Linked DNA regions of Homo sapiens: all the other regions are linked to region 2. The links are chromatin loops, found by intact Hi-C in ENCODE. Cell type or tissue: heart left ventricle. All regions are shown on one strand.

Region 1 (2,500 bases), 85 kb after region 2:
GCATAAGAGTCCACATTTCTCTACATCCTCTTTTTTCTATGTGTTTGTTTGTTTGTTTGTTTTTAATGTACCCATCCTAACAGATGTGATTAAGGAGATACTTTAAGAATTGACATATGTAATTTCCACTCTTTTAACCCTCAAGCCTAAGATGGTCTATCTGACCTAATTCTTCAACCTCTTTTCGTGTGTGTGTGTGTGTGTGTTTTGAAACAGAGCCTCACTCTGTCAACCCAGGCTGGAGTGCAGTAGCGCCATCTCATCTCACTACAGCCTCCACCTCCCAGGTTCAAGCAGTTCTCCCACTTCAGCCTCCCGAGTAGCTGGGATTACAGGAGCGTGCCACCACATCCACCTAATTTTTGCATTTTTAGTAGAGACGGGGTTTTGGCATGTTGGCCAGGCTGGTCTCAAACGACTGACTTCAGGTGATCTGCCTGCCTCGGCCTCCCAAAGTGCTGGGATTTCAGGCATGAGCCACCGTGCCCAGCCACTTTTCTTGTTATTCCCACTACTAGTACTCTAGCAAAAAATATCCTGTAACCATGGTGAGCCTTCAAGGCATGGTATTTCTGTTTGGTCCTTCTCAGAACACCTAGCAGCAAATTTTGTATCCATTTACACACTGAGGGTCAATCTTTCTCTTTTTCCATTTCTTTCACAGAATAAATATTTTCTGTTCATAGTTCAATTTAATTGACAGGCATAGTTAGGGGAATTTTCAAGTAATAATGTGTCTGGGGTTGGTTCCTTCTGGTGGGTTCTTGGTCTTGCTGACTTCAAGAATGAAACCACGGACCTTCGCGGTCCGTGTTACATCTCTGAAAGGTGGCACAGATGCAAAGAGGGAGCAGCAGCAAGATTTATTGTGAAGAATGAAAGAACAAAAATTCCACAGCTTGGAAGGGGACCCGAGCCGGTTGCTGGTTGGGGTGGCCAGCTTTTATTCCCTTATTTGTCCCTGCCCATGTCCTGCTGATTGGTCCATTTTACAGAGTGCTGATTGGTCCATTTTACAGAGCACTGATTGGTCCATTTTACAAACCTCTAGCTAGCCACAGACCGCTGATTGGTGCATTTTACAATCCTAGCTACAGAGTGCTGATTGGTGCATTTTACAAACCTCTAGCTAGCCACAGAGTGCTGATTGGTGCATTTAACAGAGCACTGATTGTTGCGTTTTACAAACCTCTAGCTAGCCACAGAGCACTGATTGGTGCGTTTTACAATCCTAGCTACAGAGTGCTGATTGGCGCATTTTACAATCCTCTTGTGAGACAGAAAAGTTCTCCAAGTCCCTGCCCAACCCAGAAGTCCAGCTGGCTTCACCTCTCAATAAGTCAAATGTCAATTTTAGTTTTCCGGAACGATAATTAAGAATTTCTCACCCTATCTTCTGTGTCTGTTAATCTCATTCTTATTTTTCTTCTCTCTGTGGTGCATTTTGGACAATTTCTTCAGATAGGCTTTCAGTTCGCCAATTCATTCTTTCAGCTGTGTTGCATTTGTTATTAAATTTGTCCACTTAATTTCTAGTTTCAATTGTTAAATTTTATTTCTAGAAGTTTGTTTCTTTCCTAACATATTTGGATATTTTATAACATTTCTGGTTCCTTGCACATATTTTCGAACTTGTTTTTAATTTCTTTTTTTTGCTTTTTGAGACGGAGTCTCACTCTGTCGCCCAGGCTGGAATGCAGTGGTGTGATCTGGGTTCACTGCAACCTCTACCTCCCGGGTTCAAGCAATTCTCCTGCCTCAGCCTCCTAAGTAGCTGCGATTACAGGCATGCGCCACCACTCCCAACTAATTTTTGTATTTTTAGTAGAGATGGGGTTTCACCATATTGGCCAGGTTGGTCTCAAGCTCCTGACCCCAGGTGATCTGCTCGCCTTGGCCTCCCAAAAGTGCTGGGATTGCAGGCGTGAGCCACCGCACCTGGCCGTTTTTAATTCCTTTAAACATAGTAAGTACAGTTATTTTAGAGTCTGTATGTAGTAATTCCATTATCCAGAATCCTTGAGGGTTCTATTTCTGCAGTCTATTGTTTCTGCTAATTGTTCCTTATGGTGCCTTGTTTCCATGTGTGTTTAACTAGTTAGTTTTTTAGTGTGAACTACATATATATATCTCTTTTTTGGGGGGGTAGGGGAACTTTATGTGTGTGAATTATTTAAGCCTAGGACAAAGATGTATTACTCCAGAGCCATTTTGCATTTGTTTGTACTAGCAGGACTGCCTAAAGGCACTACCAGTCAAGAACCACTCAAAATCAAATTTGGGACCTGAGATACTTTGGACTACCTAAGTAGCGTGAATTTGAGCTCCAAACTAACATGAGGACTGGCTTATGAGTCCAAATTATCAGCAATGATTCTTTCTCTCTCTGCTCATCAACTAGATTTGAAACTCTTTTTTTTTTAATCTGCTGTAAGTGTGGGGGTGGGTGTCATTTTCTACTTACACCGAGGGTGTAGCCCTTTGCAGTCTTAACTTTATG
Region 2 (2,500 bases):
TGCGATTCGTGCTCAGAGTAGCTGTATTATGGGTTCTCACCTGGCTGAAACTCCTATTTGCATGGGATTATCTGACTCTCAGCTAAGATACACTGTTTCCCTAAGGCAATTTCGGAGGCCAAGCCCAAAATTGACACATTTAGAGATTCAGGAGCAAATAACTTTGTATTTATTTGTCAGTGAAGCACTATTTATGGCATTTCAATCACGTGGCAATCTTAAGACTGTAATTATAGAGGTCTAAGAAGAATATAGAACATTTCTTCTGACTTATCCTTTTGAGATTTAGAATTGAAAATAGTTTGATCTCTTTTTTCAGCCCCTCAGAGATAACTTACATGACCTTTAGCCAATTCCCCATTCTTCCTTTCTCATTTCACAATTGCAAATGCTACTGGGTAGTTTTCCTCTGTTTTGAGCCCCACCCTTCCTGTTGCTAAGCAGATGAACTGGATTACATAAATTGTCAATTTCTCAGCTGTGACAATGAAAAAGACAGGACAACAGTAGCCAGAAATGAGGACAGCTGCTTCTAGCACTTGGGATTTGGGGTTAGATGATGAAGAGAGAATCAAAAGGAAATAGGTGAAGTTAGCATAAGTAAAAAGTTAGACACAATTCTATTACTTTAATACAAACTCTGTTAACATTTGGGTATATTTCTTTCAGAGATTGGTACTCATATTAGAGTGGAGTTATTTGGGTTTTTGTTTTTCCTTTATGCCTACTTATAATTTACATGCTCTTATCCTTTGTTTTATAATATTTACAAGTTGCAGTTATTATTTTAATATTTCAGGTTAAGTTGACTTTTCAATATGGAGTCAGTTTTAAGTGTGTGCGTTTTAAAGGGGCATATTTGCATTTCTGACCCACAAAGACTAACATCACTTGTGACAATTAATTTTCACTCATCTAAATTTTGCAATGTTTTTAAACCAAAACAGGTTTAATAATGATAGGTATCCACTAAACATCCAGCTTTTATCACATCACCTGTAGCTTCCCATGGAAATTTTCTACGAAGCAAACATTGGCTAGTATTACAGATATTTCCTTTTCAAGCCCTCATGTTTAATCAACTCCGCTTACCTGTGTGGCTTTAATAAGCGTAATGCCAACTCCAGCTCCCCAGAGTGAGGTAAACAGTATGTATGGGCATAATTAGCAAATCATTTGGTTGTAAGATGTTGTATGATTCACATATTTGGTTTTCTTTAATGAGGCATTCCTCTCCAGACACATTAGTCGTTTCCCAAAATGCTCCTTTGCAAATAGCTATAGAAACAGCAAATGATGAACTAAAAAAGGTGTGCTGCACGTGGGACACCAGAGGGCGCTAGAGTAATGTTATAATGTGCCTCTGCTTTTCTCTTAGCTTTGCTATTAAAAAATTAAAGCTTTTAAAATAATACACTACCTTGTCTTGAAGACATTTATTTGAAGTTATACGATATAGCTTTATGATTTGAGTCAAACATTTATTATTATTTATCATTACAGTCAGCATCTTCTCAAAAGCAGGTCTTTTATTCCCATGCTGAATTTTAGAAAAGAAATTCTAACAATAGTCCTCCTCTTAGACTTTTTTTTTTTAAGGAAAACACATTATTATTCTTAGATTGTGACTTTGTCCTCTCCCAAGAGACAGTCACGTGTGTTAAAATGTTTAGTAGTTCTAGTCTGCTAGAAATGAATAATAGAGGAAGTGAATTATTTCTAAACTTTTAGAACCACAGAATTTGGGCATTTGATCAGTATTTGTCTACTGTTGAATTTAAAATAAAACATATGAATGTATCAGGATAAAGTGGCAGTGCTGCAAAAATTTGAAGTGCTGAAAAAAGTTAGAAAATTAAATTGGCATTTATTAATAATAAGCAACCATTTTAGTGTAGCTAGAAGGTTTATTTTCTAGTGTTAAGCTGTCTTAAAAATCAGAGGTATTTTTGTTCAACATAATTTACTGAAAAGTGTGTATAGAATGCTTAATATGTATGTGCCTAAAATTGCTCTTAGTGACCAAATATTCACATGCTGGGTGTGGTGGCTCATGCCTGTAATCCCAGCACTTCAGGAGGTAAGAGGGTTCCTTGAGGCCAGGAATTCAAGAGCAGCCTAAGCAACATAACAGGACCCTGTCTCCACAAAAATTTTAAAAGCAGCCAGGTGTGGTGGTGTGTGCCTGTAGTCCTAGCTACTTGGGAGGCTAAGGCAGGAGGATTGCCTGAGTTCATGTGTTCAAGGCTATAGTGAGCAGTGATCGTGCCGCTAGACTCCAGCCTGGGTGACAGAGCGAGACCCTGTCTCAAAACAAAAAATCAAACCCCAAAACCACAAAAAATTCACAAGACAACTTACGTAATCTAAGATATAAATCACACATACCAGACATGAAATTTGCAAATGTGTATCAGATAAAATACTATGTGTTTAAAGGATGGGGATGCTATGTGACTGAAGGGTTAGGGGAGACTGGCGAAATGGAAGGAACTAGCTG
Region 3 (2,500 bases), 250 kb after region 2:
TCAGGACTGTTGCGAGGGCTAGATGACAAGACATGTGGTTAGAGAGAGGAGGCGTCTGCAGGGAAAAAGTTTTCAGTTAAATTGAAGTAGAAGGAAAGTTCACTTTATTCAATAGAAGTCTAATTGGTGATTATATACACTGAGGCCTTTGAAGTACCAAGTTTTTTGAATGGCATGCAGTGTTCTCTTTCTGGTAAAGTCTCTAATGCTATTTTGCTATAAGTCTGAGTGGGAGGCTCCTACCTCTGGAATCACCTTGACAGCCCAATCCAGTGACGCCCAAACCCCCAGACCATGGTGCCAGGCGTGTTGGGAGGGAATTCTGTCAGATGTGGTTGGAATGCTAGTGCTATTTATAGTGCGTCCTGTTTATTATAAGTTACATTCTTACCAAGCCCAAAGCAATGGATGCTGTTTTTTGTTTTTTCTTTTTTCTTTTTTTTCTGAGGGAACAGAACAAATAAATATTCCTGAGAGTCTAAGTCTTAGGGAGAAATCAAGGAAATGACTGGACTTATATGGGAAACCCATGAAGGGACCTTTTTAATAAGCTTCAAAAGAAGCCAGAGGCTGTTCTCCTCAGGGGGAAGGATAACTAGAGTAAGCGACCTGCACATAGAGTCCTATTAACCTGTGAGAAAATGACCCTCTTCAGATCTCCTTGAGAGGGTCAGAGGACAAAAGTGAAGTAATTCAATAGCAATAAATGTGGGTTTCAAGTGCCACACAAGAAGTCTTCAGTTACTTTATACCCCCACAGTCCAGTTGCCTTCGGATTCAATTGACCTGAGATAATATATGGTCTAGTCAGAGAGGAGTGAGACCTGTTATTTCTGACACTTCACAGTCTCATCCGTGGTACACTTTTTATTTAAAACCTTGTTTTTTTTCATAATTGGTAAAATAAGGGCAGTGTTCATGCAGGTTGTCCATCCCTCCCAGCTCAGTTCCCTGTAAGGAGTTTCAACTGTGTGTCCCACACAGCTGCTCCCAGGCCCTTCCTGCACTTTGAGTAATGGCTGAATACCACAGACACTTACACCTCAGACACATATTAGTATGTTGCACATGACAACAGTGTATACAACGAAGCTGGAAAACTGCCTTCTTCAAGCTACTAGATTTTTGACTTTACATGTATTGCTCAGCCAGCTCATAATATGGCCAAGTGTGAGAACCTTTCCATGTGGCTCCATGGAAGCTTCACAGGCCCTCCTGACATTGTGGTGAGATCCATGGGGGTGCTTCCTTCCCATTCTCTGCAGAGCCTGGCCTGCTCAGCTGTCTGGATCCCTGAGGATTCTCCAGATAGAAAGGGCAGCTGTCTCCCCTTGGCAGCCGCCATCTTTTTCTCTCGTTCTCCTCTCCTAGATAGTTCCTGCTCTGTCATTTGACCACAAGAGGGAGCTTTCACTAGGAGTCCACAGGCTCCTTTCCTTGTCACTTCCTGCAGTGCTTTGCATGCACCAAGGGCTTGCTGTTGAGTATTCACCCTCCTCTTTCAAAGCTCTCAGCAAATGTTAGTTTATTATTTTTAGATATCTTCACATTCAAAGAACATACACCGTGCTATACAATGCATTTCATATACATTATGTTAGGTAAGCTGGGCACATGTTCATTCTTATTTTTAGATAAGGACATTGAATTTCAGAAGGGTAAATCTGATTGCCCAAATTTATAGAATTTTCCAAATGTCATTGGTTTTATGCAAAATAATAAACACGTTTTATGTGGTGTTTCCTTATTATTTGTAGAAACTTCTAAGATAATGCATACACAGATTCCACAGTCTTCTAGGGTATCTAAAAATCATTAAACATTTATTCTGCTTTCCCTTTTCCACATATGCCTGTGTTGTGGAAAGTGGTTAGTTGTTTGGAGTAGCTGAAAGAGAACTTGTCTCAATTGTATATATTGCCTCAATAATTCACTTAGTCATATTTCTGTATTTTAATTGAGATATAGTTCGAACCACTGTAGATAGATGGGGGTTCATTCTTTAATAGCCTCCAAGGAGAAATTTCCACCCCTTCTGGTGAACTACCCTGGTGGTGAACAGTCCACCTCTCTCAAGCTCCTTCTTTTGGAAATCCTTGTCTGCTGGGCTTCACTTTCAGTGTTTCTTCCTCCACGGCCCTTGTTGACATTGTGGGGCACTTCTTTCTAATAAGCTTTTGCTTATCTTGCCTAGTTCAAAGGAGGATGTTTCTCCTAATTTATCTTTTCTTCTGGATATGGTTTGTGAATTTGAAATCACCCCTTTTCTTTCATGTATCTCTGTACAAGAACATTATTAAAAGCTACTAAGCTGATTCCATCAGAATCTGAAGCTTACCTTACACAAGTGTTTTCCATTAAAAGTCATATTTCTGATCTGACCAACAAAGAAGGCAGCTTTGTCCAAGTTCTATTTCCTCATTTTATGACATGTCCTGACTTGTTCAGTAGCACCCTTGTCTGAGCAGCACGTGCCCTTGTGATCACACCACTCACTTGT

Evidence for each region. A loop is a pair of places that touch in the nucleus more often than their neighbours do. Peaks named below come from ENCODE experiments on the same cell type or tissue, not always from the same donor. Only the 100,000 strongest peaks of a DNase experiment are listed, where the experiment ranks them.
Region 1: it touches region 2 in a loop (2.4-fold over the local background); 18 of 110 quality-filtered maps call a loop at or near these places.
Region 3: it touches region 2 in a loop (2.0-fold over the local background); 8 of 110 quality-filtered maps call a loop at or near these places.

The regions. Positions count from the first base shown.
Region 1 is chr13:31,993,486-31,995,985 of GRCh38, forward strand. No RefSeq gene overlaps it. Among named protein-coding and RNA genes, the nearest start is that of FRY-AS1, 37 kb to the right of the region's middle. In heart left ventricle, no CTCF peak of the experiment used is centred here; no DNase peak of the experiment used is centred here.
Region 2 is chr13:31,908,756-31,911,255 of GRCh38, forward strand. It overlaps the pseudogene EEF1DP3. Among named protein-coding and RNA genes, the nearest start is that of FRY-AS1, 120 kb to the right of the region's middle. In heart left ventricle, a CTCF peak has its summit at 1,322 (motif pointing right); no DNase peak of the experiment used is centred here; H3K27ac peaks cover 1,487 bases.
Region 3 is chr13:32,163,461-32,165,960 of GRCh38, forward strand. All of the region lies in intron 17 of FRY (FRY microtubule binding protein), which reads left to right. Among named protein-coding and RNA genes, the nearest start is that of FRY, 130 kb to the left of the region's middle. RefSeq lists an enhancer at 1,799-2,500. In heart left ventricle, a CTCF peak has its summit at 1,391 (motif pointing right); no DNase peak of the experiment used is centred here; H3K27ac peaks cover 2,101 bases.